2 separate regions of the Homo sapiens genome follow, and region 1 is linked to region 2. A link is an interaction called in ENCODE POLR2A ChIA-PET data of the cell type or tissue named here. Cell type or tissue: HepG2. All regions are shown on one strand. Each heading gives the region's core, and the rest is flanking DNA. Links, peaks and the distances in the headings are about the cores only.

The links. Peaks named below come from ENCODE experiments on the same cell type or tissue, not always from the same donor. Only the 100,000 strongest peaks of a DNase experiment are listed, where the experiment ranks them.
Region 1: POLR2A ChIA-PET joins it to region 2 with 5 read pairs; 3 of 35 experiments call an interaction of 5 or more read pairs at or near these places.

What each region holds. Positions count from the first base shown.
Region 1 is chr6:37,086,536-37,091,912 of GRCh38, forward strand. It overlaps the pseudogene RPL12P2. Among named protein-coding and RNA genes, the nearest start is that of PIM1, 81 kb to the right of the region's middle. In HepG2, for the core only: no CTCF peak of the experiment used is centred there; no DNase peak of the experiment used is centred there.
Region 2 is chr6:36,827,179-36,832,555 of GRCh38, forward strand. The region is part of intron 1 of CPNE5 (copine 5); the gene reads right to left. Among named protein-coding and RNA genes, the nearest start is that of CPNE5, 9.6 kb to the right of the region's middle. In HepG2, for the core only: no CTCF peak of the experiment used is centred there; a DNase peak (open chromatin) is centred at 2,923; H3K4me3 peaks cover 906 bases.

The DNA.
Region 1 (5,377 bases), core at 273-5,272, 260 kb after region 2:
GCATCCACATTGTTGTGCAACTATTGCCACCATTCATCTCCAGAACATTTAAGCTTCCCAAACTGAAATTCTACACCCATTAAACTGTAACTCCCCATTCCCTGTTTCCTCCGGCCCAGCCTCTGGCAGACACCATTCTACTTTCTGCTTCTATGGGTATGCGCCTCATATAAGTGGAATCATACAGTATGTTTTTGTCCTTTTGTGTCTGACTTATTTCACTTAACATAATATCTTCAAAGTTCGGAAGTTCTGTTTCTGCTTTCCAGGTGTGGTGGCTCACGCCTGTAATCCTAGCACTTTGGGAGGCCAAGACAGGCAGGTTGCTTGAGGTCAGGAGTTCGAGACCAGCCTGGCCAACATGATGAAATCCCCTCTCCACTAAAAATACAAAAATTAGTTGGGCGTGGTGGTGGGTGCCTGTAGTCCCAGCTACTTGGGAGGTTGAGGCATGAGAATCACTTGAACCCGGGAGGTGGAAGCTGCAGTGAACAAAGATCGTGCCACTGCACTCCAGCCTGGGCAACAGAGCAAGACTCCATCTCAAAACAAACAAACAAACAAAAAACATACCAAGTTTCTATTTTAAGCTGAATAATATTCCATTATGCAAATTCCTACTTTAAGCTGAATATTATTCCATTATGTGTATATGCCATATTTTGTTGATCCATTCATCTGTTGATGGACACTTGAGTTGCTTCTACCATTTGATTATCGTGAATGATGCTGCTATTAACATGAGCATATGAATATCTGTTTGTGTCCCTGCTTTTTTTTTTTTTTTTTGAGACGGAGTCACGCTGTCGCCCAGGCTGGAGTGCAGTGGCGTAATCTCGGCTCACTGCAAGCTCCCCCTCCGGGTTCACGCCATTCTCCTGCCTCAGCCTCCCGAGTAGTTGGGACTACAGGCGCCCGTCACCGCTCCTGGCTAATTTTTTTTTTTTTTTTTTTTTGTATTTTTAGTAGAGACGGGGTTTCACGGTGGTCTCAATCTCCTGACCTCATGATCCACCCGCCTCGGCCTCCCAAAGTGCTGGGATTACAGGCGTGAGCCACCGCACCCGGCCGTTCTTGCTTTCAATTCTTTGAGGTATATAACCAGAAACTGAATTGTTGGATCATATGGTAACTCTCTTTAAGTTTTTGAGGAACCACCATGCTGTTTACTACAGCTGTTGCTCCCCTTTCAAGCTCATCCCACACTCCTCTGCTGCTCCCCTTTCAAGCTCATCCCACACTCCTCTGACATCTCCTACATTAGCTGGCATATTAGCTGTCGCACTTTAAAATGTGATACTGAACTCATTTCTCCTAACCCAAGGGTCTGGAGGAGACTCAATGGTGACGTGCCATGGGGCAGGTTTTGACCTGGTCCATTTCAGTGTTTGTGCTAGAAATTCTAATAAAAAGCATGTAGGTCTGCTAATCAAATATAAAGATGTTGCAAGATGAGAGGTCTACCACACGCAGAATGAAGATTTTAAAATACTGTGACAGGCCAGAGTGATGAAGCTATAAAAATAGCTTTTTTTCATTGAGTGCCATGATAGACCAATTGCAATGCTAAGTTTATTTCCTTTATATACCATTCATTGAAAGATCACAACTCTTTAAGATCAGAATTTTTTTTTTTTTTTTTTTGAGACAGGGTGTCATTCTGTTGCCCAGGCTGGAGGACAATGGTATAATCACGACTCACTGCAGCCACAATTCCCGGGCTCCAGTGATCCTCCCACTGCAGCCTCTTGAGTAGCTGGGACTACAGGTGCACACCATGATGCCCGGCTAATCTTTTTTTTTTTTTTGTAAAGACAAGGTCTGGGTTGGGCATGGTGGCTCATACCTGTAATCCCAGCACACTGGGAGGCCGAGGCGGGTAGATCACCTGAGGTCAGAAGTTTGAGATCAGCCTGGCCAACATGGCAAAACCCCATCTCTACTAAAAATACAAAAATTAGCTGGGCGTGGTGGTGCACGCCTGTAATCCCAGCTGCTCAGCAGGCTGAGGCAGGAGAATCACTTAAACCTGGGAGGTGGAGGTTGCAGTGAGCCAAGGTCACACCACTGCACTCCAGCCTGGGAGACACAGAGTGAAACTCTGTCTCAAAAAAAAAAAGAGAGAGAGAGACAAGGTCTCACTATGATTGCTGGTCTTGAACTCCTGGGCTCAAGCAATCCTCCCACATCGACCTCCCAAGGTGCTGGGATTACAGATGTGAGGCCTAGTTTACAGTTTTTATAATTTCATATAAATGAAATCATACAGTATGGACTTGTTAATTTTCATCTGGCTTCTTTACTCAGCATAATTATTTTGAGATATATCAATATTGTTCATTGTCATCGTATCAATACCTGTTCAAGTGGATCAGCAGGTTTTGTTTTGCTCAAATTCTATGGCATGGATATACTATAGTCGATGTATTCACTGTTGATGGACATTGGCTATTTCAAATAAAGCTGCTAGGAGCATATGCCTTAGAATGGACATATGCTTTCATTTATCTTGAGTAAATATTTTGGAGTGGAATGGCTAGGTCACATGAAAGATATATCTTTAACTATTTTTTAGGAAACTGCCAACTGTTCCAAAGTGCCTGTTCCATTTCATACTCCCACCAGCAGTGCTGGAGAGTTTTAATGCTCCACATCCTGGTCAATACTTGGTGTGGTCAGTCTTTTTAATTGTAGCTATTCTAATAGATGTGTAATAGAACACTTTTTTTTTTTTTCTTTTGAGACAGAGTCTTACTCCGTCACCCAGGCTGGAGTGCAGTGGAGTGATCTTGGTTCACTGCAACCTCCGCCTCTTGGATTAAAGTGATTCTCGTGCCTCAACCTCCCAAGTAGCTGAAATGACAGGCATGTGCCACCACATCTGGCTAATTTTTGTATTTTCAGTAGACAGGGTTTCGCCACATTGGCCAGGCTGGTCTCGAACTCCTGACTTCAAGTGATCTGCCCACCTTGGCTTCCCAAAGTGCTGGGATTACAGGCATGAATCCCACCGCGCCCGGACAGAGATCACTTTTAAACGAATCATATTACAAATCAAAAAGTGTCTAGAGGAAAATGCTAGAAGGCACAGGATCTGGAACCAGAGCCCAAAGGAAAGGGGGGAGGGGAGGTTAGGGGGATGGGTATCTGGCTTAGAGAAAGGAGGTTATCTTAAATATCTGGAAGAGGGATTACATTTGTGTTTAGAAGATGCACTAGAACCCAGAGGGAAAAGCCAATGGGAAACAGACTTTGCTCCATCAAAGGACTGTCTGATACGGCCTTTCACAGGCAGAATGAGCTTTTCAAGAAGTGAGATCCCTGTTACTGGAAGTGTTCAAGCAGCAGAATTTGGAGGCATCCCCTCTCAAGGACTGTCAATTCACATTGGTTCTGTACCTACTATGCTCTGCAATAGGGGCAGGGCTGAGAAGATACAAAAGCAAAGTTATCACGCTTTTGCCTAAATAATATCATGTGATTAGGGCTCTGGCTAAGGTATGTGCAAGGGTGATGAGAGGGAGAGGAAGGTGGAGCTTCCCAGAGGAGGCGACACTGCAGCTGGGTCTCAGGCATGCAATCAGACACCATGAAAGAACTCCTTGGCAGGGTTGGGCACATCCCAGCACTTTGGGAGGGAGGCTGAGGCAGGAGGATAGCTTGAAGCCAGGAGTTCAAGATGAGCCTGGGCAACAAAGCAAGACCTCATCTCTACCAAAAAAAAAAAAAAAAAAAAACCTAGACAGGGTGGATGGGAGTTGGGGTTAAATGACCTTCTATTTTCTAAGATTCTAAAATTAGGCTACATTTATTGCTAGGCGCGGTGGCTCACGTCTGTAATCCCAGCACTTTGGGAGGCCGAGGCGGGCGGATCACGAGTTCAGGAGATCGAGACCATCCTGGCTAACACGGTGAAACCCCGTCTCTACTAAAAATACAAAAAAATTAGCCGGGCGTGGTGGCGGGCGTCTGTAGTCCCAGCTACTCGGGAGGCTGAGGCAAGAGAATGGTGTGAACCCGGGAGGCGGAGCTTGCAGTGAGCAGAGATCGTGCCACTGCACTCCAGCCTGGGTGACAGAGCGAGACTCCGTTTCAAAAAATAAATAAATAAATAAAATTAGGCTACATTTATTAAACAACCTAAAAGTCCAGCAGTAGGGTCCTGGCTATATAAATTGAGGTCTATCTTTAGAGTAGAATAATATTCATCTGAAATATAATCTAGGATGTTCTTTACATACTGATATAGAATGATCTACAAGACACACTAGGTGAGAAAAGTAAGGTTCATACACTGTGTGCCATGGGCCAAACTTTGAATTTTTTTATTTTTATTTTTTTCTATTTTTATTTTTATTTTTATTTTTTTTTTTTTTGAGACAGTCTCGCCCTGTCGCCCAGGCTGGAGTGCAGTGGCGTGATCTTGGCTCACTGCAACCTCTTCCTCCCGGGTTCAAGCAATTCTCTTGCCTCAGCCTCCCAAGTAGCTGGATTACAGGCATGTGCCACCACACCCTGCTAATTTTTTTGTATTTTTAGTAGACATGGGGTTTCACCATATTGGCCAGGCTGGTCTTGAACTCCTGACCTTGTGATCTGCCCACTTCTGCCTACCAAAGTGCTGGGATTACAGGCGTAAGCCACCCCACCCAGCCAACCTTTGAATTTTTAAAAGGGGTCTAGCGGGCTTTTCGGCTCTCAGCTCAGAGGAGGCCAAGGTGCAACTTTCTTCGGCGGTCCAGAATCTGTGTTCATCCAACACCAGCCGCCTCCACCATGTGGCCGAAGTTCAACCCCAGCGAGATCAAAGTCGTATACCTGAGGTGCACTGGGGGTGAAGTCAGTGCCACGTCTGCGCTGGGCCCCAAGATCGGCCCCCTGGACCTGTCTCCAAAAAAGGTTGGTGATGACATTGCCAAGGCAACGGGTGACTGGAAGGGCCTGAGGATTACAGTGAAACTGACCATTGAGAACAGACAGGCCCAGATTGAGGTGGTGCCTTCTGCTTCTGCCCTGATCATCAAAGCCCTTAAGGAACCAAGAGACAGAAAGAAACAGAAAAACATTAAACACAGTGGGAATATCACTTTTGATGAGATCGTCAACATTGCTCCACGGATGCGGCACCGATCTTTAGCCAGAGATCTCACTGGAACCATTAAAGAGATCCTGGGGACTGCCCAGTCTGTGGGCTGCAATGTTGATGGCCGCCACCCTCATGACATCATAGATGACATCAACAGTGGTGCTGTGGAATGCCCAGCTAGTTAAGCACAAAGGAAAATATTTCAATAAAGGATCATTTGACAAACAAAACAAAAATAAAAGGTCTAGTGACACACACACATGCACGCGCACGTGCATGTTTTTACTGGCG
Region 2 (5,377 bases), core at 277-5,276:
ACTCTCAGCCTTGAGGACCTTCTGCCTCTCGCCTATGTCCCTGCGCCCTACACCCTCTGATCCCACACCTCGTCCACACTTGCCTCCGTCCATCCCTCTCCCTAACTGCCTGTCCAGACAGAACCCTCAGAGCCTGCTAAACCTCCTACCTTGGCTTTGGACGGGTGGCTTCACCCCGTGAACAATGGGCCTCGCACTTCTGGGGCTCACCCCTGCCCCGGGGTATAAAATGGCAGTTCCTTGGGCTCTGTTCCAAGTCTGGCTGTGTAGGTCTGAAGCAGGGCTCCAGAGGCCATGTTTATCCAAGTGGCCGCCAGAGATCCCCCTATTATGTCTCTGATGGCAGCCGTCCAAATACCACATGTTGAGACACCGTCTCTTAGGGCCTCAGTTTCCCCCGCTGCAAAGGCACAGACCACAACACACACACGTGTAGCACCAGAAGTTTCTTCGAGGTAAAGCGCCTTCCCCACTGATCCTCACCATGATCCACTGAGGACTTCCAGGCCCAGGGGCAATGAGTCACTTGCCCACAAGCACACAGCCAAAAGCCTGGGGGAGGAAACCGGGTCTTCCGCCCTGACGAAGGGCCCGAGACACCAGGGCACAGACAAGACCAGACCACAAGTACTTTTTCTCCACTTTCTTTCTTTGGAGAGCACAAAGAGAAATTTTTTTTAGCAGGAAAAACGTATTTTTTTTTTTTCTAAAAGAGCATACAACCCTTCCGCTGTCTGCACAGCAGCCTGGAGCTTGGCTTCTTTTGTTCCTTAAATCAAGGCCAGGAAGCAGAGCCAAGAGCCCCTTTCCTCCCTGCTTCCCCTTGCGGAATCATTTCCAATTCAGTGGCAGTGAGAAAATGGTCATTCATTGGGCTGTGAGGTCAGAAGTCTCCAAGGCCCCAGCAAGGACAGAAAACACTGGAAGGGCAAAATGAGAGCCCTTGGCAGGTGCTAAAGGAGGGGCCACAGGGTAACACCTCCCATCTGGGGGAGCTTAAGAAAGAAGCTGGGCACATGTAGTCTTAGCTACTCGGGACTCCAAGGAGGGAGGATCACTTGAGCTCAGGAGTTCGAGACTAGCCTCAGCAACACAGTGAGATTCCATCTCTAAAACAACAACAACAAACCAAAAAAAAAAAAAAAAAAAAAGAAAGGTATGGGTAGAGGCTGGGGTGTACCATCCGAGAGGGAGATACAACCCTGCACTCAGGGAGCCCGGTCTGACCAGGAGACATAGCCTCTGCCTCAGGGAATCCTCAGCCAGAAAGGCATATTTGCTCTTGAGCTGAGATGCTGGGTGAACTGACCATCACGCATCCCTGGTTGTCTCTAAACAAAGCCCAGAAGTGCTGCATCAATGCACTGAGCAAAGGCTTTGGCTTCAGCATAGAAAGAAACATTTTCCTGGGGCAGGACCCATAATGGAGGTCATGGGCCCCCAATAGGCAAAGTATGGCATATTGGTATATACGGATACCACATATATGGATACATTCTTCTGGAGAGCTTTCATTAGCTACCCGAAGACATTCATGAGTCTAAAAAGCTCAAGAAAAGGTGGTGTATCTTCTTCCCAACAACTCACCCTAAGCATCCGTCCAACCTTGGGGGTGAAAAGTGGGGGCATTGAGAGCATAGACTTCAAGCTTCATCTCTGAATCCAACACCCAACTCTGTCCCTTACTTGCTATATGACCTCTGGCATGTCATTTAGCTTCTCTGTGCATCAGTATTCCCATTTGTAAAGAAGGGCTAATAACAGTCCCCCCCTCCCAGGAGTTTTGTGAGATTAAACTCACATAGTAAGTTGCAATGCAGTGCCTGGCATACAATAAGTGCTCAACAAAGGCCTGTGGAGAATGAAGATGGCACCTAAGAATGCTCCATATTCCCCCCTCTCTTCTCCCTAAAGCTTGGCTTTAGCAGGACCCAAGCCCTACTACCCTTGCCCACCACTGCTGACTGGTTGCATAGCCTTCCTTGAGGAGAGAGTGGGGACAGGAGAGCCAAGGTCAGGTAGAAACGGGAATCCTGGCTGGGCTTGGTGGCTCATGCCTATAATCCCAACACTTTGGGAGGCTGAGGCAGGAGGATCACTTGAGGCCAGGAGTTTGAGACCAGTGTGGGCAACATACGGAGACCCTGTCTCTAAAAAAAATAAACAAAATTAGCCGGGTGTGGTGGTGTGTATCTGTAGTCCCAGCTACTCAAGAGGCTGGGGTGGGAGGATCTCTTGAGCCCAGGAGGTCAAGGTTGCAGTGAGCCGTGATCACACCACTGCACTCCAGCCTGGGTGACAGAGCGAGACCCTGTCTCAAAAATAAATAAATACATAAATAAAGAAACAGAAGGCTGGGCACGGTGGCTCACACCTGTAATCCCAGCACTTTGGGAGGCCAAGGTGGGTGGATCACTTGAGGTCAGGAGTTCGAGACCAGCCTGACCAATATGGTGAAACCCTGTCTCTCCTAAAAATACAAAAATTATCCAGTCATGGTGGCAGACACCTGTAGTCCCAGCTACTCGGGAGGCTGAGGCAGGAGAATCGCTTGAACCCGGGAAGCAGAGGTTGCAGTGAGCCGAGATCACGTCACTGCATTCCAGCCTGGGTGACAGAGTGTGGCTCCATCTCAAAAAAAAAAAAAAAAAAAAGTTGAGTGTAGGAATTGCAAAAAAAAAAAAAAAAAAATACCCAACAGGAATCCTGATGGTCCCACAGAGGCCCCTGAGGTACTGACCAGCGTCACCCCATTTCTGCATGGAGCAATTTGCATAAACATCTGGCAAATGGAGTGGGAGAGAGATGACACCCAACAAGTATATAATCTGTGCCAAGTCCTTTGTCATGTACTTAGCCTGTGACACTCTATTTACCCTCCATATCAACGCCAGAAAGTAGACTTTGCTCCCATTCTATAGGCAAGGCCACAGAGGCTGAGCGATGTGCCTGATGTCACCGGCTTGTCAAGAGGCATGCAGAAATGTGAACTCTGAACTCTGAAGCTCAAGCTCATTTAAAGGTGCCCTGGGGAGTGCTTGCACTACCAAAGCCAAGGACTCCCAAAGCCCCATCTGGGCCAGCAATGCTCCGTCTTATCCTCACTGTCCTGCTTCCCATCCTCAGCCTCTCGGAGCTGCTCCCAAACAAACGACTGAAGAGGAGAATGGGAGGGTTTCCCATGTCCTCCTGCCCAGCTCCCAGACCTAAAAGGCAGAAGTAATCCGAGGAAAGCAGGGCGGGAGCTGGGAGGAGAGAAGCCTTGGCACCTAGCCCCTGGCACTTACCCATCTCCCCTTTCAGATCCTGTTCTCACCCGCGTGCTCTGCTTCCCTGCCAAGCAACCTCACCAAGGTCTAAAAAGCAATTTTCACATGGCTTAAAGAGCTCTCCTTCCTGGGGCAATTTGCATTTTTATTGTTATTAATTATTGTAATAATTGTCCCTCTCACACTACATGGCCAAGGGAAAAGAGCAGGAGCTCTGGCCTCAGATGCTTCTGAGCTGGAGTCCCCACATGGCGACATGTGGCCCTGACAAGGTGCTTCATCTCAGTTTCCTCATCTGGGCATGGGGTCACATACCTGCCTGTGGAGTTGCTGTGAAGTCAACAGCTTCAAACAGAAACGTAGGAAGCACACTCAATTCCTCTCTTTCCCTTATTCCCCCTCCTGTCCCATCAGCAAGTTTTAAATGTTTCTACTTCAAAATATATCCCAGATCTGTCCACTCCTCCCCATGCCACCATCAGTATCATCTCTCACTTGGAGGCCTCAGTAGTCTTCTGCCTAGCAATGTGCTTCCATGCCTGCCTCTCTCTACCCTTCATCAGTCCCTTCTCTTCACGATGACCAGAATTCTTTTTATTTTATTTATTTTATTTTTTATTTTTTTGAGATGGAATCTCACTCTGTTGCCCAGGCTGGAGTGCAGTGGTGCAATCTCAGCTCACTGCAACCTCCGCCTCCTGGGTTCAAGCTATTCTCCTGCCTCAGCCTCCAGAGTAGCTGGGATTACAGGCACATACCACCACACCCGGCTAATTTTTGTATTTTCAGTAGAGATGTGGTTTCGCCATGTTGGCCAGACTGGTCTTGAACTCCTGACCTCAAGTGATCTGCCCATCTTGGCCTCTCAAAGTGCTGGGATTACAGGCTACAGCCACCGCACCCGGACTCTTTTTATTTTTTATTTTGAGACAGAGTCTTGCTGTCAACCAGGCTGGAGTGCAGTGGTACAATATCAGCTCACTGCAACCTCCGCCTCCCAGGTTCAAGCAATTCACCTGCCTCAGCTTCTCGAGTAGCTGGGATTACAGGCGCCCGCCACCACACCTGGCTAATTTTTGTATTTTTAATAGAAACGGGGTTTCACCATGTTGGCCAGGGAGGTGGAGGCTGCAGTGAGCAGAGATCACGCCACTGCACTCCAGGCTGGGTGACAGAGTGAGACACCATCTCAAAAAAAAAAAAAAAAAAAGGCCTCTCAATAGCAAATGAAGATCAATATCAATTATCAAATAAATGAATGTGTCAGTAGTGTTCAGTTATTGGTACCTATTACCATGATTAAACTGATTTAGCACATTACAGTTTATATAGAATGTCACAGACTTAATCTCTTTAGTCTTCAGAACAATGAAGACAGAGGATGTGGACAGGACCAGTATTTTCCACCAGTTTACAAATGGAGAAACTGAGGTTGGAGAACTTAAATAATCTGGCCAGGATCCCAGAGAAGATAAGCCAGGAGTGGCACTGACTTTCAGTGTCCTGGCCAGGATTCTTCCATACCCAAAGGTATAAAGCTGTCCTGTTGTTACTATGAGGTCTGTGTGAGGCCAGCAGAAGAGACCTTAGGGAACCTTGCAATGATTTGAAATCACACTAAGCCTTTTTATTCTTGGCTGGCAAACAGGCAGAAAGAAAGGCAGTCATGGGTTCAGTCAAGCTGTGCTTGGAGAATCAGTCACCTAACACTGTCCACTGTCCATTGACCGTAGGAAAATCTGAGGAGCAGGCCTCAGAGATGCAAATTCTAGGCTCTTGGAAAGCCTCCTTACTTTCCAAATGGCCCCATAGATGCCACGTTTGCCCATCCAGCAAACATTGCCCACTCTCTTCCTGCTGACAGAATCCACATTGTTTAGATCTGATGACGACTCCCTGAAATCCGGGAAGATGGCCCCTGTCCCTAGTCTAGGAGTGCACATGAGACCCAGCTTTGGCCCCTGAAATAGAAAGGAAAGTTTGCTGAGAGACTTTGGAAAGGATTGTACTTTCCCGGTAAAAAGAACTTTTCAGAGAGAGGACTCTGGCCTCATGCCTAGCTTCCTGTCTTTGGATGCAGTTGTGATGCCTGAAGCAGAGGCAGCCAT